Linked DNA regions of Homo sapiens: all the other regions are linked to region 1. A link is a loop called in an ENCODE intact Hi-C map of the cell type or tissue named here. Cell type or tissue: mammary epithelial cell. All regions are shown on one strand. Each heading gives the region's core, and the rest is flanking DNA. Links, peaks and the distances in the headings are about the cores only.

Region 1 (9,600 bases), core at 4,601-9,600:
TTACACAAAACCTTCCTGGCCTCCCTGGGATAGCCAGAGGAAGAGGGCATATTCTGAGCCCACTGAAAATTTAGTGAACGGGAGGGACAACATCACTTGCAGTCTAGGGCTAATACAAAAACCAGGTAAATACAGAGATAGACGTGGGAGAAGAAAAAAATATAGGTTAAAGTTTTGCCATAGGACCCTTCCATCTGGAGAAGGCAGAAAGGAGGAATAAAGAAGCCATAAGGAAGAGTTGTTCTGTGTAGATTTTCTACCACCACCATCCCCACCAACTCTACCTGTCAAACTCTTATTCATCTTTCAAAGCTGACCTCAAATGCCACATCTTCGTGAAGCCTTCTCTGCTCCTCCCACCCCAAATTAATCTTTCTTCTATTCTTCCTCAGCCTTTGCTAGTCCTTTTATTATAGCTTATGTGCTCATAATTTGTGCACATCTTATCTCCTTAACTAAATTGTAAGCTTCAAGTCAAAAAAACATCGATTGAGGCCTGCTGTGTGCCAGGAATTCAGTAAATGTATTAAATTGCGGGACAGGACAAGAGTTGTAGCCTGTGAACTCCTTGAAAGTTGGGCTTGTTTTATAATCTTGTCTCAGTCTTCCATGCTAGGACAGGCCACAGCATTTCATGGGAACTGACTACATTTTGGTGAAGCCATGAATTTCTGAATAAATGAGTTGTCCGGATGAAAAGGATGGTGAAGTCGGATCAGTAAAGCAGAGATCCCGACTGGCTGTGAGTTACTATCCTGAACTAGGGTTGTGACCTGGACTTTACTCCTGTCACTGGACTATGACCCCAACTCTGGCTCTAGATGCCAAATGACCACGGCAGTGACCTCTTCTTCAGGGGCTATTTCCTGCAGGTCAGAGGCCCTTAAAGGCCAGGCCGGTTGCCAGAATTCCCCAGTTTCTCTCCACCTCCAACCCCTTCTCTTTTTCAGGTCCCCACCTGTGCCAGGGGAACAGCCCCACCCAGATGCTGCTTTGAGATCCTCTGTGGCAGGGGTGGAGTAGGGCCAGCGGGAATGGGAGGGGGAGCATCCTGTGTTATAATTATAATTATCACACCTTGGATCCTATCGCATGCTTTCGGAGGAGCTGCTTTCCTTCCCACGGATTCACCCCTCCAGGTACAGGAAGCCACAGGAGAAACTGAGGCACAGGAGTGGAAAAGCAGTTAGTTCACAAGATGGATATCCAATCTCCTTCAGCCTATCCATTCACAGTATACCCCGTGAAAGTGCTACCAGTCAGGATGTCTCTGAACCCCTGGTTGGGCCCCTTAATCACTCACCCTGAACTCTAGCCATACGGAGCATGGAAAGGAGGCAGAACTGTCCAGAGGTGGAGTTAGGGTATGGCTATACTCATTTTTTCATGGGTATGATGCAGCCTTGAAGTAGGCTAAGGGCACCACAGGGCCTGAGAGGGAGCACTAGAGTCCAGCAGCCCACTCCAGGCCTTTGACAGAGTTAGGGATCTCTCTCCTCATTTCACAAATACCTATCTCAAGTCCCTCTGTCCCCTCCTTCCCCTCAGCCCTGTATGTCTCACAAGAGCCATGCTTTTGGAGAATATGCCCTCAAACTTAGGCCTTTCCTACCCTCTCCTAGGATGAAGGCTGGGGAAGGCATATTCTAGGATTGAGACTGGAAGGAAATATTGGATGAGGAAGATTTTCAAGACCAATGCCTGGTATCCTGGTTCGGTTCTCCCTTCCATATTGAATTCCCATTCCCCACATGCCTCACTCCTACCCTCCTCCTACCCACATTGTGGTCGCTAAGAATGAGAACAATTCAAGCCATGATAGTGTCTTTATCATGTGTGTTTGTCTGAGTGACATTGCTGCGTGCGCGCCTGCACCCATGCATTCCTTCAACAGACATTAAATGAGTGCCACTATGTGTCAGGCTCAAGGGAGGAGACCGAGACACATAACACATAGTCCCTGCCCTCAAGGAGCCTTCAATCAGGAGAGGCAGACACAGAAACAACTGTAACATGCTATATCCCACCATCATGTGTTCCCTACGTATCTCTGTACACATACATGCTATGCACATATGTGGGACTGTCTCTGTATGCACAGCAGCGGATGTTCTTCATGATCTGCATGCATCCAAGCATCCGCTTATACCTGTCTCTGTCCCCATGACAGGCTGCACGCCTCAGCCAAACCGGTTGGAGTGGGTTGTGCTGAAATTTTTGTTTGTGTCAATGGGACTTGAGGTGAGTCAGAGAGGGACAAGGATGGGTGGGGTGGTGTGGGGGAGAAGAAGAGTGAGAGTGAGGGTCAGATTGAGTGGGGGAGGGAAGGAGTGGGCCCAGGTTGGAAGGGGTGGGAGTGAGAGTGGGGTGCAGGAGGATGAGTTGGGGGTAGGAGTAGATGAGAGAGCTCCTTGGTGAGTAATATCCTGTCTGCCTGCAGTGAAGTCCCAGGTCAGAGAAGAGTCAGAGGCTGGGGGAGAGTCCCTTGTGCTTAGGGAGAGAGGAGGGTGAAAAATAAATCAGAGTGGAACTAGTTGGAAGCATGAGAGTGGATAAAATATTTGTGATCCATTTCTGTACAGCTTTGTCTCTGTGATAAGCTATTCCTGATCTGCTCATTGCAAACTTTCCGCAGTTTGTACAGAAAGGTGTTGGGGAGCTGATGACGTGGTGAAAGATTACCAATATGGGCCTTGATCTCACCCCCCAGGACCAAGGCTTCAAAGTCACTCCTCCTGCTCCTCCCTAGGATCACCCCTGCTCCATCCCGGGAGGTATGGGCATACCCCCATACAGAACACAGGGGCTCCAGCAGCTTTTCTTCCCCTAGAAAACACCTTTACTCCCCTCCTGATGGAACTTCACTATGCTCAATATTAGGATGGTGGCCTCCTGTTTTCTAGAAAATTACATCAAAACATTGCCATGTGCTATGTTGTTCTTTGCCTATCCTGCAGGCCCACCGATTCCCCAATACCCAGCCCCCAGCCCCATCCTTTAATGATAACCACATTTCTTGGTTGCCTAACAACCCTTGGAGATCAGGGGGCTGAATTTGCTTGTTCCTCGAGGGCCCTAAAGCTGGAGTGTGCCATCCAGGGGAGGAGGCAGCTAAATGCAAGACATGTTCAGGTCCCGTTTCTCGGTAGGTCCAGTTGTGTGCAGAGCCCCATCCTCCTTGCTCTCAACCCATGAACTTCGCAAGTTTCCATGAACACACTACCATGAAATCCAGGACCACAGTATGGGTTAAGGGACAAATATCTTTATTTTGACACTAAGACCCCACTGTGGGGAAATTCTACTCCCTGAAAAGGCCCTATGTATTGAAGCTCACTCAGGTCTTCATCAAAAATTGAGACCTTATGACTGTGCCCGGGGACCCCAAACTGGTGCTATAGTTCTAGAAAGCAGCCAAAGGGAAGAAGTCTGGCCACTTCTGGAAAGTTCTAAAGCTCCTTGCAGGAAAGTCAGATGGCTGGCTCTGGTCAGCAGGAAAAAAAGGGCAGTAACCCAGAGAGAAAAACACAAAAGTCGAAACAGTGAGAGACAGATCTCAAGGCACAGTGAGAAAAATGGAAACTTAAAGACAGAAAAATATACAAATGCTCCTTGACTTTTATGATGGGGTTATGTCCTGATAAGCCCATTGCAAACTGAACATATAAGTTGAAAATGCATTTAATATACCAGTCGCTAGCCCTAGAAAATATCAAAATTTAAAATTCAAGTATGGGTCCTACCGAACACGCTATCATTTTTGCATCACTGTAGTTTAAAAATTATAAGTTGGGTTGGGCATGGTGGCTCACACCTGTAATCCCAGCACTTTGGGAGGCTGAGGTGGGCGGATCATGAGGTCAAGAGATCGAGACCATCCTGGCCAACATGGTGAAACCCCGTCTCTACTAAAAACTCAAAAAATTAGCTGGGCTTGGTGGTGCGTGCCTATAGTCCCAGCTACTCAGGAGGCTGAGGCAGGAGAATCACTTGAACCCAGGAGGCGGAGGTTGCGGTGAGCCAAGATTGTGCCACTGCACTCCAGCCTGGTGACAGAGCAGGACTCCGTCTCAAAAAAAAAAAAAGAAAAAGAAAAAGAAAAATTGTAGGTTGAACCATTGTAAGTCAGGGATTGTATTGGAGACACACACACACACACACACACATGCGCGCGCGCGCCCGCGCGCGAGTTATTGAAGGGGGAGAATTCAAAGAGACAAAGTGGCTGAAGTGGCCAAGACAAAATCTGAAACAGAGACAGAAGGACCCGAAGAGAAATTTCTGGATGCCATGATTACTCAAAGTCCTTCTGTCTTCTGCCCTCAATTCCCACCGCTCAGCAATGACCCAATGATACTTTCCTACTCAACATTGCCTACTCCCTCAACAACATAAGCTTCTCCCCATCCTTATTCCACCTCTCCATCATTCTCTACCTTGGCTGATTACCACTCCCCTCCACCCTAAAGCCTGCTTACAATTTCACCTTTCTCTCAATCTCCTTCTAGCTCACATTCAGTCAAAGGAGCTCTCAAGATCTGACCTCATGCAGTCTCTTTGCCTGGTCATTTCTCTGTCCTTTTGTCCCTGTCTTTATTCTGGCTGAGCTGAGAGCAAAGAGTCAGAAATGGGGCCAGGATGGCATAGGGCCAGGAAGTCAAGCAGCTAGAATGAGCTGTGTGAGAAATAGAGAAGGGTCAGGGTACAGCAGAAGAAGAGTCAAAGAAAGGGCCTGAAGGATGGGGACAGCCTGGGAGACATGGGCAGAGGGAACTGTGGGAGTCTTGAGTGCGATTAAGACCGTTTGGTGCAATTGTTGGTCTTTCTTTCTTTCTTTCCTTCTTTCTTTCCTTCCTTCCTTCCTTCTTTCTTTCTTTCTTCTTTCTTTCTTTCCTTCCTTCCTTCTGTCTTTCTGTCTTTCTCTCTCTTTTCTTTCTCTCTCTCTCTTTTCTTTCTTGCTCTCTTTTCTTTCTCTCTCTCTTTTCTTTCTCGCTCTCTCTTTTCTTTCTCTCTCTCTTTCTTTTCTTTCTCTCTCTCTTTCTCTTTCTCTCTCAGTCACCCAGGCTGGAGTGCAATGGCACAATCGCGGCTCACTGCAACCTCAGCCTCCCAGGTTCAAGCGATTCTCTTGCCTCAGCCTCCAGAGTAGCTGGGACTACAGGCATGCACCACCACGGCTGGTGAATTTTTTATTTTTTATTTTTAGTAGAGATGGGGTTTCACCATGTTGGCCAGGCTGGTCTTGAACTCCTGGCCTCAAGTGATCCACCCACCTTGGCTTCCCAAAGTGTTGGGATTATAGGCGTGAGCCACCACACCCAGCCCAATTGTTGGTTTTCTGTATGTACCGAATAATGCTAAGAACCAGAGATGGTTCCAGGGTCAGAAAATGGGGTTAAGGAAGGGAGAAGATAGAGTAAGAGCTTTGTGAAAGTTTGAGGCAAGGGGGCGTAGATTTGGGGCTAGGATAGACATCTAAGGCTAGGTAGGAAGCTGGGTGCTTGCTTGCTAGAGATCATATAGACTCTTGGCCAACTGAGACAAAGCCAACATCAGGGGATCACATCAGGATTACGAGACTTTCAGGATATCCAGTCCCTGCTCTCATTTCTGGACAGAGGTTGTCCCTGGATATTATTAGCAGGTGAAAGCAGGTTCACAGCCCTGGCTGCCCTTTTCCCTGTCTCTCACAATTTTCTCTCAGTTCCCCCTTTCACTTATCTTAATGCCCTTTCAGTTTGTGTATCATTGACAAGGTCATTATAGACCACTGCAGATGCTGTCCTGCGGTGTGAAGCATGTGTCATACAAGTCCAGGTTGGCTGGTTTGCTTTCTTCCTCTCTCTGTTTCTCTCTTTCTGGCTTCTTTTCTCCCTCCTCCAAAATATGGATTTGGTTCAAACTAACCTAAGAAGGTAGGAGTCCTAGGCAGTTCCTCTCCCAGGGTCTTGGGATGGCAAAGCAATGGACAGATGCTTCCAGCTATTAGGAGGAACTGGAAGCATCTAGGTACAGAACTGGAGAGGGTACAGCCAAGGAGTATGTGAGGTTCAAGCTCTATGTCTAACTAAGATGCCTACTGCTAAGGACTCAGAGTCAGAGAGGAAGCTGGGAGAGAGGAGCTGGAAAGGCCCGTGGGGTGGGGAGTTCCCATTTCTATCCAGGAAAGGCAGAAAGTAAGTCTAACAGAACAGCCAAGACTTAGGCAAAAGCAAGAGCCTAAAATGGACATATAGGCCAATAAGGTTTAAGCAAAATTGCCCCACCCCTGAGGCAAGCCCTTGCCTAATCCTAGGAGTATGACAGATCTGAATCCAGCTGTTGGGAGGTTAGCCAGTGAGAAAGAAGCCTGAGGGAAAAGACTGACTTTTAAATTTCAGCCAAGGACAGTAAAAGTTAGTGATTTTTTAGAGATTCTTACCATGATTTTGGAAAACTGAGAATACTGCCTGTCATACTCAGGGAAAGCTATAGTTGGGAGGGCAGAGACTTTCAAAGCTATTGTTGAATCTTGGCTTTAAGGTACAGGTGGGGAACAGGTCCTGGTAATCTTCCAATCTCTGTAACTGTGCCTTTCCTGCCCATGCCATCCCCATGCTGTGTTCTCTGAGGACCAAGAGTTGGGAAGAGGAGGGGAAAGCCCTGCTGTGCTATCAGACCCTGCATTACATGCCCATCCTCACTGCAGCCCTGGCCACTGTCTCCTTTCTTCCTTTCTTTATTTCTTTTCTTTTTTTCTTTCTTTCTTTCGCCAGGGTCTCACTATGTTACCCAGGCTGGTCTTGAACTCCTGAACTCCTGGCCTCAAGTGATTCTCCTGCCTGGCCACTTTCTATGGTCTCAGTATCTCAGGTATGATGGGGAGCAAGGTGATGTGTAGAAACCAAAGGCCACAAGTAGCAGTCATCATTCCCACTTACAGCCCAGTCCCAGAGGACACAGATCCTGTTTTTGCCCCACACCAGCTGTGTTGGGAGGAAAATTCTGTCTGTATTTCCTCCTTCAGCTGAAAGCAGAAAGCTTGCATCTGGGCCTCTTCAGTTATCACTTGGTCCTGGGGGACAGAGTTAATATCTGGAAACTGGCTTAAATAAAAGATATCAGGGAAGGGTAGGAGTCTGTTTTTCTCATTTTCTCACTCTTCCCCCACTTCACCCTTCTAAGGCTGCGTGGGTTCTCTCTCTCTCTCTATCTCTCTCTCTCTCTCTCTCTCTCTCTCTCTCTCTCTCTCTCTCTCTCTGTGTGTGTGTGTGTGTGTGTGTGTGTGTGTGTGTGTGTGTCACCTGAGAGACTGGGTTCTGCTACCCTCTAGTGGCCAGAGCTGAAAGGACTCTCCCACCCAATCAATCGGGACCTTCAAGCCTTTGGGAATAAACGAACAGCCTATTTGATGAATGACAAAACTGAGAAGGCCTAGAGAGAAACAATGCCTTTGAGGGTCAGGGGCATAGTTGGGACTAGAACCCAGGTCTCCTGTCTCTCGGGCCAGTGGTCAGTCCACTTTCACTTCCCCACCCTCTGACTTTTGCTTCTCCTTCCTTGCTCATCCCTGGGGTGGTTAGCCCGAGTAAGAAACCCTGAAGCCAAATGATCCCTCCCGGCCCTAGTGGAGCAGCACCTGCACCTCAAATGTCAAAATCGCAAATCAGTTCACAGCGGAGATCACAGGGGTTTATTCTAAGGACCCGACTGTCCTCCGACTTTCTGAGGTTAACAATCTTGCAGGATTTTTATTGACCTGATACAGCTCCCGTAGCCTTGGTGGCACCACCATACGGTTCCCGATAGCCACCCAGGTGTCCTGTCTCCACGGTAACTGCTGCTTTGCGACCTTCGGTTTGCAGCGGTCGCGCTGCAGCCGCTGCAGTGGTTGCTGGGCGACCACGGAGAGAAAGCCGGGACTTGAGGTGGGAACCCCGGCTGGCGTCCGGTAGGGGGAGGTTCCCGGGGAAGCCCGCGGAAGGCGAGGTGCCTGGCCTGCCATGTAGGGGCTCGTTCCAAGCCGCAGACCCCACCGCCCTCCCTCTCCCCGGGGCCCATGGCGGTGGCCGTGCCCCCGGGTCGGGCCGCAGGCTCAGGCTGGGCCTGGAGGCCAGTGGCGCGGGACGCGCTTTTGGCTAGAGCTTTCCATTCATGCACCGAACTGCGGGGACGGTTCTATCTCGTAGGTGGTCTCCTAGCAGGAGGAGCGAGAGAGCCCAGCAGCGATACGGTGGTTTTCGACCCAGCTAGGGGCCAGGCCGTACGATTGGGAGCCCGGGGCAGCCCCCCGCGCAGTCACCACGACGCGGCACCCGTGGACGGGCGTTGGCTCTGCGTGGTGGGCGGCTGGGACGGGTCTCGCCGCTTGGCCACAGTGACCGCACTGGACACAGAGCGCGGTGTGTGGGAGGCGTGGACAGGGACCCCTGGTGACTGCCCCCCCGCCGGCCTCAGTAGTCACACCTGCACCCGAATCTCTGACCGAGAGCTGCAGGTGGCTGGCCGGGAGGGCGGTATCCACACTCAGCGACGCTATGGAAGCATCTACACATTAAGGCTGGACCCCAGCGCCCGCACCTATTGGTATGGCACCCTCCGCCCAAAACCTTTCACTCTCATCCACACTCTCGAAAAACAAAAGCCTAAGCAGATTTCTCAGGCAATTTATCCACCTCCTCACTCTAGCACCCTCCTTCCAGGGGAACCTACCATGTTTAAGCTAGCTGAGCTCTCTACAGTATTACCCTCCCTCTTATCCCACCTACCGCACTGCCCCATGCCTCTTCTCCATCCATCCTTGGCAAGGGCGGTGGCACTTACATTTTCCAGAAAACCCACTCAGCCCTGAATTTCTGCATGTCCACAGCTACAAGCAAGAAGGCTGCCACACAGCCTCACGCTCAGGTCACTGTGCGGCCCTGCTCCAAACTCCTGGACCCCATCCAGGTCATCAGCTATTGCTCTTTGGAGGTTGCAACTTAGCTGAACCAGAAGTAGCTGGGCATTGGAGTCATGGGAAAATTAAGGTATTAGCTCCTCACACATCTTGTTTAGGATGGGAAGAGGCTAAAATTGTGATGCCCAGGTCTCTTCGGACAGTCCTTTCTTTCTCCCCAAGGAGGAACCACCTGTTGCTCCTCATTTGATGGAACAGCTTGCAAGGCTTGTGAGCAGTGGGCAGGGGTCCCAGAAGGGGCCCCATGGACTACGGCATCACTCATGTTCTGTGGTCGGGCCCTTTGCTGTGCTGTTTGGTGGAGAAACTCTGACCAGAGCTAGAGACACCATCTGCAATGATCTCTACATCTATGATACTCGTGAGAGCCAGACTAATGGCTGAAGGGGGGGAAGGTGGGAAGATGGGGGAACCTGAAGACTACAGAAAGAGGATGGAGTGATGGGGTAGGGAGGAGGAAAAATTAGTTGACAGGAGTTAAAGGAGTACACAGAATATTAAGCATTTGAAGAGGCCTACAAATCAAGTGAGCAGAAAAACAATGGGCAAGCCCTTGGTCATGTTGAATTCTGTGAATGACAAAGTGCTACTGCCTCAATAACCACCCTCTGCCCGTATCCAACAGGCACATCTCCTCCTTTGTGGTTCCACTTCCCCTGTGC
Region 2 (8,276 bases), core at 2,275-7,274, 260 kb before region 1:
CAGTGTGAACAGGGCTGAAGGACACTGCCAGCTCACCAGGAAGTCAGACCCTCTACAGCAGTGTTCAAACAGACATGTGTTTGTTGATGGCCCACAAGTGCCCTTCGGCTGCTATAGAGAATAAAAATGCAGGGTATGGAGAGGATACATAAATTTAATTCAGGCAAGGAATTCAGACTGCATCTGCATGATATCACCGTTTTATATGAAACTCCTATGTTAGATACAGGGTAGGAAAATTGAAGAACCAGGCTTTGTGCAGTATCACCTGTTGGGGTCTCTGAGTAAGTCCTCTCCCAGTTCACCCTTGTCGCTTTCCTGGGCTCAGCCAGAGTCACAGCCCTGCTCCCCACAGCCTTGTTGAAATGTCTGGCCTGACGACTCAGGGAACCCAGCATAGTGTCTAGATTCCAACTGCCTCATTCTCAGCCCTCAGCTGCCTGAGCCCTCCCTTCAATGTGCATCCTGGGGAACACTCATCAGGACTCAGAACTTAAATAGAACATGGTTTCTGAGAGGCCTCTTCCTCTGGGAAGCCACTTCTATGAAGAAGCCAAATGGATTTCTAACAATGCGTCTTCATAAATCAAACATCATACCATGGACAAAGCTGGTCTCAACACCCCAGTTATCAGGTCAGCATGTGCTCTGGGTGATTTTTCTACTTAGAGATGGGCTTGCTTTGCACCATCTACTCTCCCTTCAGCCCACTCCCCCTGGTGGCCAACTGGCCAGAGGTAAAGGTATGAGATGCAGGGAGAAAGTTTTTTCTCTGCAATTGAGTAAAGCCCAGGCCCTGGCCCCCACCCACGTGCAGAACCTGCCAGCCAGTTCACAGCCGGACAGTCCAGGCTTTCAGAGGAGGGCTGTTTCTTCTTCCCCTGAGTCACCATTATCATTCCTTCCTCTTGCTTTGGAAGATGGGCCTGGGCCGGCGAGAGTCTAGAAATGCAGTCAACCCAGAGAGGGGAGAAAAGGAAACAAGTGACAGCTTGAAAATCAGGTGGAGGGAATCTCGATGCTAATAACATCACTTACATAACACTTTCTAGATTACAAATACTTGGAATGTGGCCTTTTGTGAACAACCTAACCCCTCCACCCATTCATGTCTGATCTGTAAATTGGAAGATATTATTTAACAGCCTTGCTCTTATCATGGTTGTTAGACATCATTTTCAAAACAAAATATAGAACAAGAACAAATTTCCATATCCTCTCCAGACTAGGAACTGTTCTATAGAGACTCCTGTGCCGTCATCCACTGTGCCAATTCCCAAAGCAGATGCTGATGTGCAAGAAAGGTGAGAATTGCTGCAGCAACTAGGAATAAACATCAAAGTTCTCCAGCTCTTTGCGGCTCAATCGAGCAGGGTTCTGGGCTTTAGGTTGACTCTTTCCAATCTGCAAAAGAAAAGGAGAAACTTCAGACCCTTGCACTGGGAGGTCCTTATCACAATCCTGTGAGGTATGACTTGCCATCCCCATTTTACAGATTTAAAAAATGAAGCTCAGAGTGACAAAACAAATTACTCAGGATCCACGACTAGTGTGAAGTGCAGGAGGGACTTGAATCTAGTTCTTCTGGCTCCAATTCCAGTACTCTCTTAACCACATATGCTTTTTCATGACCTCACAAGCTACCTGGGTCTACACAGTGCCCTCTATGACCCTGGGTTGTCCAGTTGGCTTTAATGTTGGGTGATAGCTGAAGTGCCAGGAATTCCAGCAGGCAGCCACCCATCCCTCCCTTCTGACCAATGGCAGCATCTTTATTGGACCACAGGTGGGGAGGCTCAGGTGTAGTATGAGGCTAATGGGTAGTGGGGGAGGTTGGGGGATGCTCTCCATGCCTTAATTTCTCTGAGTATAAATGGAAAGTATAATTATACCTATCTTGTAGCATTCTGTGAGGACTAAATAAAATAATCCATGTGAAGACACTGGCAGGCTACCTTATCCATAATAAACCCCCAAGAAATGTTGAGTCCCTCCTTTCCAGTCCCTAAATGCTCTGATGGGAATCAATTCAACCACCAGGCTCAGTGGTCATCTCTGAACAGTGTTGACCCCTGAAGAAGATTAAGCTCACCTATGTCCTGGAATGGCTCCCAAAGACTTGCTAATTTTAGAAAATCATTTAGAGTCCTTTATCTTCCCCTCTCTGACCCCTCCTCCGAACACTCTTGGAAAGGAGAGATGTCCAGTTTGTGGCCCACAGCCTGGGAACTAGCTCGGGGACGGCCCTAATTTAAAACCCAAGCTGCCCAGTAAGTATCATATCTAAACACGCAATATGATCTTGGGTCAGACCCTCACTCTCCTTGGGCTTCAGTGTCTTCATCTCTAAAACAAAGACTTGCATTAGAAGATCTCTAAATTCCCTACAACTCTGAGACTGTGTGAATGATCTTTTCCTAAGTGTACCCTTTCATGGCTAGATTTCAGGGCTATGCAACAGACAGTAAACCCATTGAGGAGTTCCAGAATCTTACCACTTCATAGATAGTGCTATTGAAGGAAGGGCTGTGGTTCCTCTTCCTGGATCCAGACTAGAAATTCAGAAGGTAAAGAATACTTAACTTCGAGATAAGTGCTCTCCCACTCCTAAGTGATGTGAGAGGTCCCAAAAGAGACTCAGGGCCCAGAAAAATTCTGAGGCACTCTCAGCCAGAAAATGAATAGAATCTGTCACCCTAGGAGCAAAACAATGGTGTTTATGGTCTCCAGGGAAGACACAATATATACAGTATTTGCCTATAATATGATATTTCTGAACCAAAATCAGAATTTGCTGTTCCATACCCACATACACCTAAAACCCATACACATATGTGTGTGTGTGTGTATATATATATATATATACACACACACATATATATACATATTTGTGTATATATATACACACACACATTCCCAGAGCACACACACATACACATACACATACACATACACATACACACATATCCCTCAGGCAATCCTAATGCAAATACTGCCCCAAACCATGTATCTCTTCAACGCATGCATACACACACCCTTAATGTAAACAATCCAGGCATATAAATAATTGCCAACCCAAGGACACTAGAATTCAGAGGCACATTCAGTAGCATATAGAGTTTACATACACCAAAGCAGGTGAACATGGTGCCTGTGAACATCTATATGGCCTTATATTGTAGCATATAATTAAAAACAAATCTCTCTCACGATGGGATCCAAGTAGGTTGAATGGCTTATTGGAAGGAGGTTGAATGAAAAGTCTGAAAATCTGTCCTAAACCCCTTCAAACCTGTGGTCCCTGACCTGCATGGACTTCCACAGTTGTGTGGACTCCCAAATTCCCATACTACCATGTTAAGGCTTTCTGGCTTCACACTGTGGCTCCAGCCTTGGGAACACCACTCTTCCCATCCCCTTCCATACAAGAGAAAAACAATGACCATGTGTACCAGGATACCCAACTCTGTTTCCAAGTACACAAGAGAGCTACGAACTCAGCTTGGAGAAGGATTTCAGTGCAAAAGGATGGGTTGCCTCAGTCCAGAGGCCTCCACCAGCAGGTGACTGACTGGCCAGGACCTTTCTCTGGTCTCTGAAGGTCAAGATTGTGTCTCTCTAGATCCAGTCTACTCCTCCAGCTCCAGGCAATATGCCCTGCCTTGCAAACCCCTCCAGTATCTCTCACCATAGCCTCAGCTGACCTACTAAGTACCCCGTAGTCTCTCTGTGCAAAGCACCTCCTTTCTGTCTCTGACTGTCCTTTACCTCCCACAGAAACTCCCAAAAACTCATCTAGTCTACTGTTCTCTTAGTCTAGAAGCTGTTATTTTTCTCCAGACAGAACCAGTAAGGCATTTCTCATTGGCCCATTGACATTTAAATACAGTCATTTAACAGAAGCTACTCAGATACACACAATAAAGAACAACTTGCCAGGATGTGCACACACACTCTCACTGCAAACACATGCAAAATACACATCTACATCAACAACACCCCACCACCACCACGGGAAGAGGCTCACCTTCCTGGAAGGCTGAATTAATGAATATAATGTATATGCAGGTTCTTGTGACGTGGGAGCAGAAGACTAATGAGAAGAGAAATAAAATCATTTCAGAAGCACAGATCCAGCACAATCTTACAAAGGTTATCTCTTCCGTTTCTCCTCCTCAACCCTGCCCAGATGGAAGCTTCAAGTGTTAGTGAAAAGAGCCCTGGACTAGCCAGGAGGTCAGACAACCTGAGTGCTAGTCTCGCTCTGTCATTAATGAAAGCTTCTATTTGTTGAGCATTTATCTTATACATGTATTCTCCTCTAACTGTTTTTTTGTTTATTTGTTTTTGAGACAAGAGTTTCGCTCTATTGCCTGGGCTGGAGTGCAATGTCTCGATCTTGGCTCACCGCAACCTCTGCCTCCTGGGTTCAGGCAATTCTCCTGCCCCAGCCTCCTGAGTAGCTGGGATTACAGGTGCCTGCCATCATGCCCAGCTAATTTTTGTATTTTTAGAGACAGGGTTTCACCATGTGGGCCAGGCTGGTCTCAAACCCCTGACCTCGTGATCCGCCCGCCTCGGCCTCCCAAAGTGTTGGGATTACAGGCATGAGCCACCGCGCCTGGCCTCTTCTCTAACTCTTTTAACACTCCTATAAAATAAGAATGATCATAATTTGCCCCATGCCACAAATGAGGCTCCAAAAGGATAAATAGCCCAAGTCAGGCAGTGCGTACACAGTAGAAGCAGAATTCAAACCCAAGACTCTCCAGGGCTCTTTCCTCAACACCTCAATGCCTCCCTTTGGCAACTTGCCTCCCTTCCCTGGACTGGAACCAGGTGTCCTCTAAATCAGGTAAACATTCTCCTTTTAAGATGCTCCAGAGGAGGACTGTCATTCTCACCCAACACCATAGTTTGAGGGGACCTCTTTCTTGCACTGATAGAAATTCCTCTCATTGGAGTTCAATGTGGCTGAAACTAGAGAACTGGCAGATATCAACCGCTCTTATAATCAGATTTTCTTTGCCCCACAGCTCAGCCACCAAACTGAAGATGGTGCTCAATTTTTTTTTTCTTTTTTTTAAAGCCATTTTTATCAGAAAGTCTTTTATTACTGGCCACCAGGAGGCAGTGTTTCCCTTGGGAGAGATGTCCCAGCCTGGGTTATCAATGTCATTTTAGCCATCAGTATTAAAGGATGCTTCTCCAGTTTATGAGTGAATTTCTGTAATCCCAGAATATAAGAGGTGGAGTATGAGGAGGTGCAATGGAGACTCAGAAACCCTTTGGCTCAGCTCTGCCACTACCTAGCTATGTAGCCTTGAGATATCAGTTGACCTGAGTCTCGGTTTCCTCATTGTGATATGGAATGTAGACCACATCTAAAGTATTAGAACTATTTTCATGAGGCTGTTATGTGAGATTTAGTAAGAAAATACAGCTGGGTGCAGTGGTACACACCTGCAGACCTAGCTACCCAGGAGGCTGAGGTGGGAGGATCACTTGAGGCCGGGAATTCAAGGCTTCAGTAAGCTATGATTCTACCATTGCACTCAGCCTGGTAGACAGAATGAGATCCTGTCTCATAACGGGTATACCAAAAATCTCACAAATCACCACTAAAGAACTGACTCATGACACCAAATGCCACCTGTTCCCAAAAAAACCTATGGAAATAAAAAATAAATAAAGAGACCCTGTCTCTAAACAATAAAATTGTTTTAAAAGAAAAGAAAATGGACATTATTGCTAAGTCATAATAAAATAAAAGAGATCAATGCAGATTCATTCTTTCCTGAAAACGAATATAATAGGGAATAGGGATAAAAAGTGCAAGGGCCCCAAGTATTAGAAGCAGCAGCAGGGCAAGAAAGCAGAAGTTGAGTCCCCTAACCAGGTTTCTGCTCCTATAGACTTTATCTGGGCCAGACCTTCTGCCAGACACGGAAGAAGAAGGAATGTCCACATCAGGCTTCCCAGCTGTGTTAAGATGCTCTAGTATCACACGGATCTTTTCAAATAATGTGTTAATGCAACTGAAGCCAAGCTATCTTCTGGATTCTAGAAGCACCAAGATCTTATTCTGCCATTCAATGGTGTGAGTTTCAGGGGGGCATTAGGAAACCCCAGAGATAGGTATGGAATGGACTAGAGAAACTGGAGAGGTACCTGGGACTGGATCATAGAGTAGATGGTGCTCCCCCCTCCAGGAAAAGTCTGCTCCTGCTCCTGCACAAGAAATGGAGATGGGGTAACATGAGCGACAGTTCGGTCTGTCCAGATTTAGATTGAGTGGGGAAAAACAGCACAAAGAAGAGGGCTTTTCAGGAGACTGGGAGGGAGGTGGCAGGACTGGGGAGAGTCATTGATCCTCCCAAGATGGGAAGAGACAGGAAGAAGAGCAGTTTGGAGTGGAACCATTAGTATCAGGAGCAAGGAACCACCTAGGTGTGAGGGGTTCCAGCAACCCTGCTCAAAGAGAATGCTGTCACTTTCTTTCCTTTAGTAACTTAGAAACCCTTCCTTGCAGAGCTCTGAGTAGGGCTGTTATCTGAGCCTTACCTCAGAGCACTGAAATTCAGAAAGTTTAAACATTTCAAAGACCAAACACAGTTAAGCCCTCTCTAGATCATCTTTGAGGCCACCTTGCCCTTGACCTCAAGTCAGCGCCCTGGGCAGCTATAGTGCTGGGTGCAGCCCTGAACCCAAGGGCCAAAGCAGGAAGCAGAGCTTCCTGCTTCCCTTTTCTTGTTCCTACCCCTTAGGAAATCGGTGGTGGAGGTATTTCATGCTGCCGGCCACTGAAAGCATATTGCCAGTTTGGGTTCTACTGGGAGCCAGTGGAGGCAGCAGGGTTCATTAGGCAAGGTGCAAGCAAAATTCCTGGAAGCAAGAAGAAGCTAAGAGAAGCAGAGAACTGTCAGCTGTCCTTAGAGGCTGGGGAGTCATGGGCATCTGACAATGTCAATAACTTCATTTGTGTTTTAAAATACTGCAGGAGTTTGTTGCTTTTCTCTCCCGTCCAGACCCGTGTGAAGTGTTTCTAGAAAGATTAGAGCTGGGTCTCAAAGTGAGACCACATGAAACTTGAGATTTAGGCCTTCAAATTGGAGCCCTGAGACAATAGGGAGAGGCCAGAGAGGGCTGAGGCCAGGCAGGGAGGAGCTCTTGAGTCGGAAGAAGTAAGCTAATAGGCCTGAATCCCAAAGAGGTTTCCTTTGCTCTAAGTTGTTTTTCCTCCTGTGGTCTCCTAATCTCAAGTCATCTTCTTTTTGGAAAAATAGATTATTTTTAGCAAGCACCCGGGCATCACTGGCTGTGGGTAGATTCACATGCTTTCAGGAATTTGTACCAGAGTCTGGTAGCAGTGAGAGAAACAAAGTCCCCTTTTATTATTCACATTCCAATAGCCACTGCTTTATTTTTCACATTCCCATAGCCACTGCTGGGGCAAAAATAAATAAATAAATAAAGATAAAAATAAAAAAACAGGCATGGGGAGCTGCTCTAACAGCCTCTGAACCCAGAGGCATCTGGGAGAGGATGCTTGCCTGCTCTGCGAGGCTGCACAGGGCCTCACGTATGTGGCCAGCACGGAAGAGCCCCACCACATGTGCTTCCTGCGTGCTGCTGGGTCTCCACAGCAAAGCGCCAGGGGGCAGTGGAAAGAAGGCACTTCCGCCCCACTTCACCCACCCTGCCCCACTTCCTGCCAGCAGTTTGGTAGGCTCCATCAGAGCTTTTCCCCTGGGCCTGTCACCACATCTGCCCTAAGCGAGACACAGCAGTGGGGGCATCTGCAGGCCCTCTGCAATTTCCTCCTCTTCTAATTCTTGGATGACAGGCAGAGTTGGCCCCTGCCTGCTGCGAAGAGCAGGCGAGAGGCTCCTGGAGGAGCCTACTCAGGCTGGTGGGCTTTGTGCCAGGCTGGTTACTCTCTCTAGTACCTCAGCCACACTCAGGCCTCTTCTTCCAAAAGGCTGTGAATGCAGCCTATTGAGCCAGCTACAAAACTATTATGCTTTGGCTGGTCACACTTCCCAGCCTGTGTCACCATTAAGGGACTCATGAATGTAAGCCCTGACTCATTAGGAAAAAGAATTTGTGGTCAGACAACAAATACCACAGCAGCACTCTGCCTCTGTCATTGATTTCTGTTGTGCTCCATCCCTTCTCAGCAGGTGCAATTCTGCACCAAGATGCCCCTTCAGCCTCCCTTTCATCTCCTCTGCTCCTTTTGTTTCCTCTTTTCCTCCATCACCAGAACTAGGAAG
Region 3 (10,193 bases), core at 2,986-7,985, 150 kb before region 1:
ATTGGCTGTGGGTTTGTCATAAGTAGCTCTTACTATTTTGAGATATGTCCCATCAATACCTAGTTGATTGAGAGTTTTTAGCATGAAGGCTGTTGAATTTTGTCAAAGGCCTTTTCTGCATCTATTGAGATAATCATGTGGTTTTTGTCTTTGGTTCTGTTTTTGTGATGGATTTCGTTTATTGATTCATGCATGTTGAACCAGCCTTGCATCCCAGGGATAATGCCAACTTAATCTTGATGGATAAGGTTTTTGATGTGCTGCTGGATTGGGTTTGCCAGTATTTTAGTGAGGATTTTTGCATCAATGTTCATCAGGGATATTGGTCTAAAATTCTGTTTTTTTGTTGTGTCTCTGTCAGGCTTTGGTATCAGGATGATGCTGGCCTCATAAAATGAGTTAGGGAGGATTCCCTGCTTTTCATTTATTGGAATAGTTTCAGAAGGAATGGTACCAGCTCCTCTTTGTACCTCTGGTAGAATTCAGCTGTGAATTTGCCTGGTCCTGGACTTTTTTTGGTTGGTAGGCTATTAATTATTGTCTCAGTTTCAGAGCCTGTTATTGGTCTATTCAGAGATTCAACTTCTTCCTGGTTTAGTCTTGGGAGGGTGTATGTGTCCAGGAATGTATCCATTTCTTCTAGATTTTCTAGTTTATTTGCATAGAGGTGTTTATAGTATTCTCTGATGGTAGTTTGTATTTCTGTGGGATCAGTGGTGATATCGCCTTTATCATGTTTTATTGCATCTATTTGGTTCTTCTCTCTTTTCTTCTTTATTAGTCTTGCTAGTGGTCTATCAATTTTGTTGATCTTTTCAAAAAACCAGCTCCTGGATTCATTGATGTTTTCAAGGGTTTTTGGTGTCTCCATCTACTTCAGTTCTGCTCTGAGCTTAGTTATTTCTTGCCTTCTGCTAGCTTTTGAATTTGTTTGCTCTTGCTTCTCTAGTTCTTTTAATTGTGATGTTAGGGTGTCAATTTTAGATCTTTCCTGCTTTCTTTTGTGGGCATTTAGTGCTATACATTTCCCTCCACACACTGCCTTTAAATGTGTCCCAGAGATTCTGGTATGTTGTGTCTTTGTTCTCATTGGTTTCAAAGAACATCTTTATTTCTGCCTTCGTTGTGTACCCAGTAGTCTTTCAGGAGCAGGTTATTCAGTTTCCATGTAGTTGTGCAGTTTTCAGTGAGTTTCTTAGTCCTGAGTTCTAATTTGATTGCACTGTGGTCTGAGAGACAGTTTGTTATGATTTCTGTTCTTTTACATTTGCTGAGGAGTGCTTTACTTCCAACTATGTGGTCAATTTTGGAATAAGTGCAATGTGGAACTGAGAAGAATGTATATTCTGTTGATTTGAGGTGGAGAGTTCTGTAGATGTCTATTAAGTCAGCTTGGTGCAGAGCTGACTTCAAGTCCCAGATATCCTTGTTAACCTTCTGTCTCGTTGATCTGTCTAATATTGACAGTGGGGTGTTAAAGTCTCCCATTATTATTGTGTGGGAGTCTAAGTCTCTTTGTAGGTCTCTGAGGACTTGCTCTGTGAATTTGGGTGCTCCTGTATTGGGTGCATGTATATTTAGGATAGTTAGCTCTTCTTGTTGAATTGATCCCTTTACCTTTATGTAATGGCCTTCTTTGTCTCTTTTGATCTTTGTTGGTTTAAAGTCTGTTTTATCAGAGACTAGGATAGCAACCCCTGCTTTTTTTTGCTTGGTAGATCTTCCTCCATCCCTTTATTTTGAGCCTATGTGCATCTCTGCATGTGAGATGGGTCTCCTGAATACAGCACACTGATGGGTCTTGACTCTTTATCCAATTTGCCAGTCTGTGTCTTTTAATTGGAGCATTTAGCCCATTTAAATTTAAGGTTAATATTGTTAATATTTACATTTAAGTTTAATTATGTGTGAATTTGATCCTGTCATTATGATGTTAGTTGGTTATTTTGCTTGTTAGTTGATGCAGTTTCTTCCTAGCATCGCTGGTCTTTACAATTTGGCATGTTTTTGCAGTGCCTGGTACCGGTTGTTCCTGTCCATGTTTAGTGCTTCCTTCAGGAACTCTTGTAAGGCAGGCCTGGTGGTGACAAAATCTCTCAGCATTTGCTTGTCTGTAAAGGATTTTATTTCTCCTTCACTTATGAAGCTTAGTTTGGCTGGATATGAAATTCTGGGTTGAAAATTCTTTTCTTTAAGAATGTTGAATATTGGCCCCCACTCTCTTCTGGCTTATAGAGTTTCTTCTGAGAGATATGCTGTTAGTCTGATGAGCTTCCCTTTGTGGGTAACCTGACCTCTCTCTCTGGCTGCCCTTAATATTTTTTCCTTCATTTCAACTTTGGTGAATTTGACAATTATGTGTCAGATTCACCAAGATACTACTCTTCTCGAGGAGTATCTTTGTGGTGTTCTCTATGTTTCCTGAATTTGAATGTTGGCCTGCCTTGCTAGGTTGGGGAAGTTCTCCTGGATAATATCCTGAAGCATGTTTTCCAACTTGGTTCCATTCTCCCCATCACTTTCAGATACACCAATCAAACGTAGATTTGGTCTTTTCACATAGTCCCATATTTCTCGGAGGTGTTGTTCATTTCTTTTTACTCTTTTTTCTCTAAACTTCTCTTCTCAGTTCATTTCATTAATTTGATCTTCAATCACTGATACCCTTTCTTCTGCTTGATTGAATTGGCTACTGAAGCTTGTACTGAAACTTGTACATGCGTCACATAGTTCTCGTGCCATGGTTTTCAGCTCCATCGGGTGATTTAAGGTCTTCTCTACACTGTTGATTCTAGTTTGCCATTCGCCTAATCCTTTTTCAAGGTTTTTAGCTTCCTTGCGATATGTTTGAACATCCTCCTTTAGCTCAGAGAAGTTTGTTATTATGACCTTCTGAAGCCTACTTCTGTCAACTTGTCAAAATCATTCTACATCCAGCTTTGTTCCATTGCTGGCGAGGAACTGCAATCCTTTGGAGGAGAACAGGCTGTCTGGTTTTTAGAATTTTCAGCTTTTCTGCTCTGATTTCTCCCCATCTTTGTGGTTTTATCTACCTTTGGTCTTTGATGATGGTGAAGTACAGATAGGGTTTTGGCATGGATGTCCTTTTTGTTGATGTTGATGCTATTCCTTTCTGTTTGTTAGTTTTCCTCCTAACAGTCAAGTCCCTCAGCTGCAGGTCTGTTGGAGTTTGCTGGAGGTCCACTCTAGACCTGTTTGCCTGGGTATCGCCAGCAGAGGCTGCAGAATAGCAAATATCGCAGAACAGCAAACATTGCTGCCTGATCCTTCCTCTGGAAGCTTCGTCTCAGAGGGGCACCCAGCTGTATGAGGTGTCAGTTGGCCCCTACTGGGAGATGTCTCCCAGTTAGACTACATAGGGGTCAGGGACCCACTTGAGGGGGCAGTCTGTCCATTCTCAGAGCTCAAACACTGTGCTGGGAGAACCACTGCTCTCTTCAGAGCTGTCAGACAGGGATGTTTAAGTCTGCAGAAGTTTCTGCTGCCTTTTGTTCAGTTATGCCCTGCCCCTAGAGGTGGAGTCTACAGAGGCAGGCAGGCCTCCTTGAGCTGCGGTGGGCTCCACCCAGTTCAAGCTTCCAGGCCACTTTGTTTACCTACTCAAGCCTCAGCAATGGCAGACGTCCCCTCCCCCAGCCAGGCTGCCACCTCGCAGCTCAATCTTGTACTGCTGTGCTAGCAGTGAGCAAGGCTCTGTGGGCGTGAGACCCACTGAGCCAGGTGCAGGATATAATCTCCTGGTGTGCCATTTGCTAAGACCATTGGAAAAGCACAGTATTTGGGTGACAGTGTCCTGATTTTCCAGCTACAGTCTGTCACAGCTTCCCTTGGCTAGGAAAGGGAAATCCCCCAACCCCTTGTGCTTTCCAGGTGAGGTGATGCCCCACCCTGCTTCAGCTCACCCTCCGTGGGCTGCACCCACTGTCCAACCAGTCCCAATGTGATGAACCAGGTACCTCAGTTGGAAATGCAGAAATCATCCGTCTTCTGCATTGATCACGTTGGGAACTGCAGACCAGAGCTGTTCCTATTTGGCCATCTTGGAACCCTTCCCAATATTTAGTATTTTAAATATTTAGTTTCTTGTTAGCTGGTCTTCAGTTGACTTGGTTCTCTATCCAGTTACAGCCATGGTGCATGTTGCATGCAGTCGTCTATACATTATTTAAACGGGCTTAAATATTAAATGTGTTACCCACCAATAATAAAATAGACCCTTATGAAAACTATAAAAACAAAACACACAAAAAAAGCCATTGGGTACATTTGTTCAAATCTTTTTTTTTTTCGAGATGGAATTTCACTATTTGTTGCCCTGGCTGGAGTGCAGTGGCACAATCTCAGCTCACTGCAACCTCCGCCTCTCAGGTTCAAGCAATTCTCCTGTCTCAGCCTCCCCAGTAGCTGGAATTACAGGCACCTGCCATCACACCCAGCTAATTTTTAATATTTTTAGTAGAGATGGGGTTTCACCAGTTGGCCAGGCTGGTCTCGAACTCCTGACCTCAGGTGATCCGCTCCCCTTGGCCTCCCAAAGTACTGGGATTACAGGCGTGAGCCACCATGCCTGGCCTTAAATCTCTTTTTTTAAATGCTCTTGGGCTTGGCACGGTGGCTCAGCCCTGTAATCCCAGCACTTTGGGAGGCTGAGGCAGGCAAATCACGAGGTCAGGAGATCAAGACCATCCTGGCTAACACAGTGAAACCCTGTCTCTACCAAAAATACAAAAAATTAGCCGGGCATGGTCGTGGGTGCCTGTAGTCCCAGCTACTTGGGAGGCTGAGGCAGGGGAATGGCATGAACCTGGGAGGCAGAGGTTGCAGTGAGCCAAGATCTTGCCACTGTACTCCAGCCTGAGCGACAGAGCAAGACTCCATCTCAAAAAAAAAAAAAAAAAGTTCTTTATTGCCTTCAGCTGTCAGGGCTTCATGACTTCCATTCTATAGAATTTAAACAAAATCCTCTGTTTCTCAATGGCAGCACAGCTGGCATTTGAGATCAGACCATTCTTTGTCATGGAGCAGGGATGTCCTGTGCAGTGTAAGGTGTTTCACAGCATCTCCAGCCTCTATTCACTAGATGTCAGTAGCGCTCCTGCCAGGCCTTCCACCACCACTCATTGCGGTGTCTCCAGACATTGCCAAATGTTCCCTAGATGTAGGGTTGCCAGGTAAAATATTGCATGGGACAAACATACTAAAAATATTATCGATTGTTTATCTGAAATGCAAATTTAAGTTGGCCTTCCATATCTTTATTTGCTAAATCTGGCAACCCTATCTGAGAGGTGAAAAACCCTATCTGAGAGGTAAAATCACCACTACATCTCCTACCTCCCATCCCATTTGAAAACCAATGCTCTAGTCCACAGGGAGCAATGGAGAAAAAGTGTGGTAATGGGTTTGGGAAATGTTATGATTAGATTTGCATTTGGAGCAAAGCACTTTTTGTTTGTTTGTTTTGTGTTGTGTTGTTTTGTTTGAGACGCAGTCTCACTCTGTTGCCCAGGCTGGAGTGCAGTGGCACGATCTCAGCTCACTGCAACCTCCGCCTCTGGGGTTCAAGTGATTCTCCTACCTCAGCCTCCCGAGTAGCTGGGATGACAGGCACCCACCACCACACCCAGCTAATTTTTGTATTTTTAGTACAGACGGGGTTTCACCATGTTGGCCAGGATGTTCTCGATCTCTTGACCTCGTGATCCACCCGCCTCGACCTCCCAAAGTGCTGGGATTACAGGCATGAGCCACCGCACCCAGCCTGGAGCAAAAAAACTATAAGACGTCCAAGCCCTCTTCACCAGCCAGGACTGCTGTAGTCAACATCCTGTTTGAGACCTGATTGGAATGCCTGGCTCTCTTTTTTTTTTTTTTTTTTTTTGAGATGTAGTCTCGCTCTGTCACCCAGGCTGGAGTGCAGTGGTGCAATCTTGGCTCACTGCAACCCCCACCTACTGGGTTCAAGCGATTCTCCTGCCTCAGCCTCCTGAGTACCTGGGACTACAGGTGCACACCACCACACCTGGCTAATTTTTGTATTTGTAGTAGAGATGGAGTTTCACCATATTGGCTAGTCTGGTCTCAAACTCCTGACCTTGTGATTCGCCTGCCTCGGCCTCCCAAAGTGCTGGGATTACAGGTGTGAGCCACCACACCTGGCCATCTCTCCTTTTTAGTAAGCAACTAGAGTTGGGATTCCAGATGTGGCCAGGCACATGCACCTCTGGAGAGACTACCCTGTCTGCTAAAGCTGGAAGAATAAAAGAAATGGGTGATTGTGCTATCTCCTGTTTCTCTTCTTTAATATGTTTATATTGAAGGCTTAATTTAATTAGCTAATAAAGGTGCATTAGGAAGAACTAACATGAAATATTTTCTCTTGTCCTTAAATCCAGTTCAGGGATCTCCTAAAAACAGGAACATACTTGTGTTCTGGGACAGATGAGACTTGAAATTCCAAACCCAGAATGTCTTTGTCTTTATTTTTCTTTTCTTTTCTTTTTTTTTTTTTTTTTTTGGGTAAAGTTTTGCTCTGTCACCCAGGGTGGAGTACAATGGCGAGATCTTGGCTCACTGCAACCTCTGCCTCCCTGGCTCAAGCCAACCTTCCACCTCAGCCTCCTGAGGAGCTGGGACTACAGGCACGCATTACTTCCTAGCTAATTTTTGTACTTCTTGTAAAGATGAAGTTTTGCCATGTTGCCCAAGCTGGTCTCAAACTCCTGACCTCAGGCAATCCACCTGCCTCGGCCTCCCAAAGTGCTGGGATTACAGGCATGAGCCACCATCCCTGGCCCAGAATGTCTTTTTATTTTTCAATTTTTTTATATCTTTTTGCTAATCTTCTCTGTATTGTTCCAATTTTAGTATATGTGTTGCTGAAGTGAACATTTATTTTTATTCAATGGGTTCTTCCTAGCCACTGTGCAAGCCCAGAATATGTGAGGTGGAATTCACCAGAACCATAGGTATTCTTTTAAAATATCCCTCAACACATCAGCCAATTTATAAAAAGAATTCAAAGAAACATAGAGTTGCAAATTGATGTGATTTAGTCTCCTCTCCTCCTTGTTAGAATTCCAGTTTTTCCGTCTCCAAATAGCCGGGGTTGGAAGATGGGTTCTCGCCCTGACACCGCAGAGCTCTGTCTCATCTATAGAACAAGAGTACAGCCGCCTCCGTTATCTCCCGACTGCAGCTGCTCTTAACGTGAGTTCCATATCCATCCCAGTCAAAGGCGGAGAAGTCCCCACACTGACGGGGTTTGCCCTGTGGGAAGAACCCTCCTCCACCGATGCAGTGCTGGGAAACAGAAAGAAGAAACACTGTGAGGAATTTGATTTGCTGCTGACACCAGTGAGCGCAAGGCTGGTCTCGAACTCCAGACCTCAAGTTATCCGCCTGCCTCGGCCTCCCAAAGTGCTAGGATTACAGGTGTGAGCTACCACACCTGGCCCTATGCATGTATTTTAAAGTAGTAATGCATGCAGGAACATACACAAACACGCACTAATGGACAGTCTGAGGAGCACAGAGCCAGTAGAGAAACTTGTCAAGGAAAAGGGCATAAAGACATATACTCTAGTCCACCCCCACTGCCCACGTGGTCGTCATCCTCCGAATTCTAATCTGCGAGTCCCTCCATGAGAGAATAGCTGCCTCATCTTAGCTGGAAAATGAAAAAGCTGAAAGCTGGGGCAGGGAAGATGGAACCGTGAGTTCAGACTGTCAGTTGGGGAGGGAAGGGGGCCCTAAGTGAATGCCCTTGTTCTTGATGGCTCTGACGCTCTCTTCCTCCAACCCCTAGGCACAGGATGTCCCTCAAATACAATCTCCCACCACTACAACTGTGGTGCTGTCTCCTACAAGACTGGAAAAACAATAAAAATATAAAGCTTCTAAAAGTTAAGATTAATATTGGAGAATATTTTCACGACCTCGGTGTAAGGAGGTACATCTTAAAGAAAACATTAAAAGTACTAACCATAAATGAAAAGTTTGATAAACTGAATTCCATTAAAATAAATTATACTCAGCCGGGCACGGTGACTCATGCCTGTAATCCCAGCACTTTGGGATGCCAAAGTGGGCAGATTGCCTGAGGTCAGGAGTTTGAGAACATGGAGAAACCCATCTCTACTAAACCCATCTCTACTAAAAATACAAAAAAATTAGCCGGGTGTGGCAGTGCATTCCTGTAATCCCAGCTACTCAGGAGGCTGAGGCAGGAGAAACACTTGAACCCGGGAGGCAGAGGTTGCAGTGAGCAGAGATCCTGCCATTGCACTCTAGCCCAGGCAACAAGAGTGAAACTCCCTCTCAAAAAATAAATAAATAAATACATAAGATTTAAAAGACAAATAAATTATACTCAACTTCTGGCATCTACTACTCCAAACTTTGTACCACTTAATTTTTATTAAAAATATGGACTCTTCAGGCTGGGCGTGGTGGCTCACGCCAGTAATCCCAGCACTTTGGGAGGCCGAGACGGGCGGATCACGAGGTCAGGAGATCAAGACCATCCTGGCTAACATAGTGAAACCCCGTCTCTACTAAAAATACAAAAAAAATTAGTGGGGCGTGGTGGTGGGCCCCTGTAGTCCCAGCAACTCGGGAGGCTGAGGCAGGAGAATGGCATGAACCCGGGAGGTGGAGCTTGCAGTAAGCTGAGATCGCGCCACTGCACTCCAGCCTTGGTGACAGAGCGAGACTCTGTCTCAAAGAAAAAAAAAAAGAAAGAAAAGGACTCTTCAAAGAAAAAAAAAGAAATAAAAAATAAATTATATTCATAAGACATCATCAGGAGAGTAATGAGAGTAAACAGAATGAGAGTAAGCGAGTAACCACAGAGACACACATTGATACACCCCACACAGGTACACACATGTGCATACCCATGCACACACATGGTGAAGGGGGCCAGCCCCTCCACATCTGTGGGTATTTCTCGTCAGGTGGGATGAGAGACTGAGAAAAGAAATAAGACACAGAGACAAAGTATAGAGAAAGAACAGTGGGACCAGGGGACCAGCACTCAGTATACGGAGGACCTGCTCCGGTGCCAGCCTCTGAGTTCCCTCAGTATTTATTGATCATTATTTTTACTATCTTAGTGAGGGGAGTGTAGCAGGGCAACAGGTAAGGAGAAGGTCAGCAGGGAAACATGTGAGCAAAGGAATCTGTATCATGAATAAGTTCAAGGAAAGGTACTGTGCCCGGATGTGCACATAGGCTAGATTTATGTTTCTCTTTACCCAAACATCTCAGTGTAGCAAAGAGTATCAGAGCAGTATTGCTGCCAGCATATCTCGCCTCCAGCCACAGGGCGGTTTTCTCCTATCTCAGAATAGAATGAATGGGAGTGGTCAGCTTTACACCCAGACATTCCATTCCCAGGGATGAGCAGGAGACAGAAGCCTTCCTCTTACCTCAACTGCAAAGAAGCCTTCCTCTTTCACTACTCCTCCTCAGCACAGACCCTTTACGGGTGTCAGGCTGGGGGATGGTAAGGTCTTTCCTCTCCCATGAGGCCATATCTCAGGCTGTCTCAGTGGGGGAAAACCTTGGACAATACCCAGGCTTTCTTGGGCAGAGGTCCCTGCGGCTTTCCGCAGTGCATTGTGTCCCTGGTTTATCAAGAATGGAGAATGGCGATGACTTTTACCAAGCATACTGCCTGCAAACATATTGTTAACAAGGCACATCCTGCACAGCCCTAAATCCATTAAACTTTGATTCATTACAGCACATGTTTCTGTGAGCACAGAGTTGGGGCTAAAGTTACAGGTTAACAGCATCTCAAAGCAGAAACAATTTTTCTTAGTACAGATTAAAATGGAGTTTCTTATGTCTTCCTTTTCTACATAGACACAGTAACAATCTGATCTCTCTTTCTTTTCCCCACACGTGGGCCATTGATCTCCCCAAAAACTCACATGCTCAGTGTTACAGCCAGTAACTTTTATCCCAGCACAAAGGGCGTTGGCTGCTCTCTCGTTATTAAACACCCGGAACTGAACGAATCCTGCAACAAATTCCCCTGAAAAAGAAGAGGTGAAGAAACAGCCAAGTAGTCAAAGGATGAACTAGAAGCAGCATCCCATTGGCCAGTCCAGGGATTCCCTAAGCCAAAAGCTGAGGCTACAGCCAAACACCCCAGGCTGTAGGGG

What was found. Hi-C counts contacts between places; a loop is a spot of excess contacts. Peaks named below come from ENCODE experiments on the same cell type or tissue, not always from the same donor. Only the 100,000 strongest peaks of a DNase experiment are listed, where the experiment ranks them.
Region 2: it touches region 1 in a loop (14-fold over the local background); 31 of 110 quality-filtered maps call a loop at or near these places.
Region 3: it touches region 1 in a loop (18-fold over the local background); 2 of 110 quality-filtered maps call a loop at or near these places.

Annotation. Positions count from the first base shown.
Region 1 is chr1:161,090,498-161,100,097 of GRCh38, forward strand. KLHDC9 (kelch domain containing 9) reads left to right here and starts at 7,864. Exons shown (of 4, transcript NM_152366.5): 1 at 7,864-8,565; 2 at 8,849-9,008; 3 at 9,101-9,299; 4 at 9,564-9,600. The coding sequence starts at 8,039. It overlaps NECTIN4-AS1 (NECTIN4 antisense RNA 1), which reads left to right. Exons shown (of 4, transcript NR_183641.1): 4 at 1-235. RefSeq lists an enhancer at 2,279-2,378 and silencers at 7,998-8,177, 8,238-8,287. In mammary epithelial cell, for the core only: a CTCF peak has its summit at 7,328 (motif pointing left); DNase peaks (open chromatin) are centred at 6,274, 7,334 and 7,844; H3K4me3 peaks cover 1,222 bases; H3K27ac peaks cover 364 bases.
Region 2 is chr1:160,830,024-160,838,299 of GRCh38, forward strand. CD244 (CD244 molecule) reads right to left here. Exons shown (of 9, transcript NM_016382.4): 6 at 6,172-6,231; 7 at 4,028-4,093; 8 at 2,496-2,552; 9 at 137-1,404. The coding sequence ends at 1,324. Among named protein-coding and RNA genes, the nearest start is that of CD244, 29 kb to the right of the region's middle. RefSeq lists enhancers at 7,189-7,703, 7,707-7,836. In mammary epithelial cell, for the core only: a CTCF peak has its summit at 5,128 (motif pointing right); no DNase peak of the experiment used is centred there.
Region 3 is chr1:160,937,970-160,948,162 of GRCh38, forward strand. It overlaps ITLN2 (intelectin 2), which reads right to left. Exons shown (of 8, transcript NM_080878.3): 7 at 9,960-10,063; 8 at 7,056-7,323. The coding sequence ends at 7,171. LOC101928372 (a long non-coding RNA gene) reads left to right here. Exons shown (of 6, transcript NR_110695.1): 4 at 6,889-6,989; 5 at 7,097-7,230. Among named protein-coding and RNA genes, the nearest start is that of ITLN2, 12 kb to the right of the region's middle. In mammary epithelial cell, for the core only: a CTCF peak has its summit at 5,102 (motif pointing right); no DNase peak of the experiment used is centred there.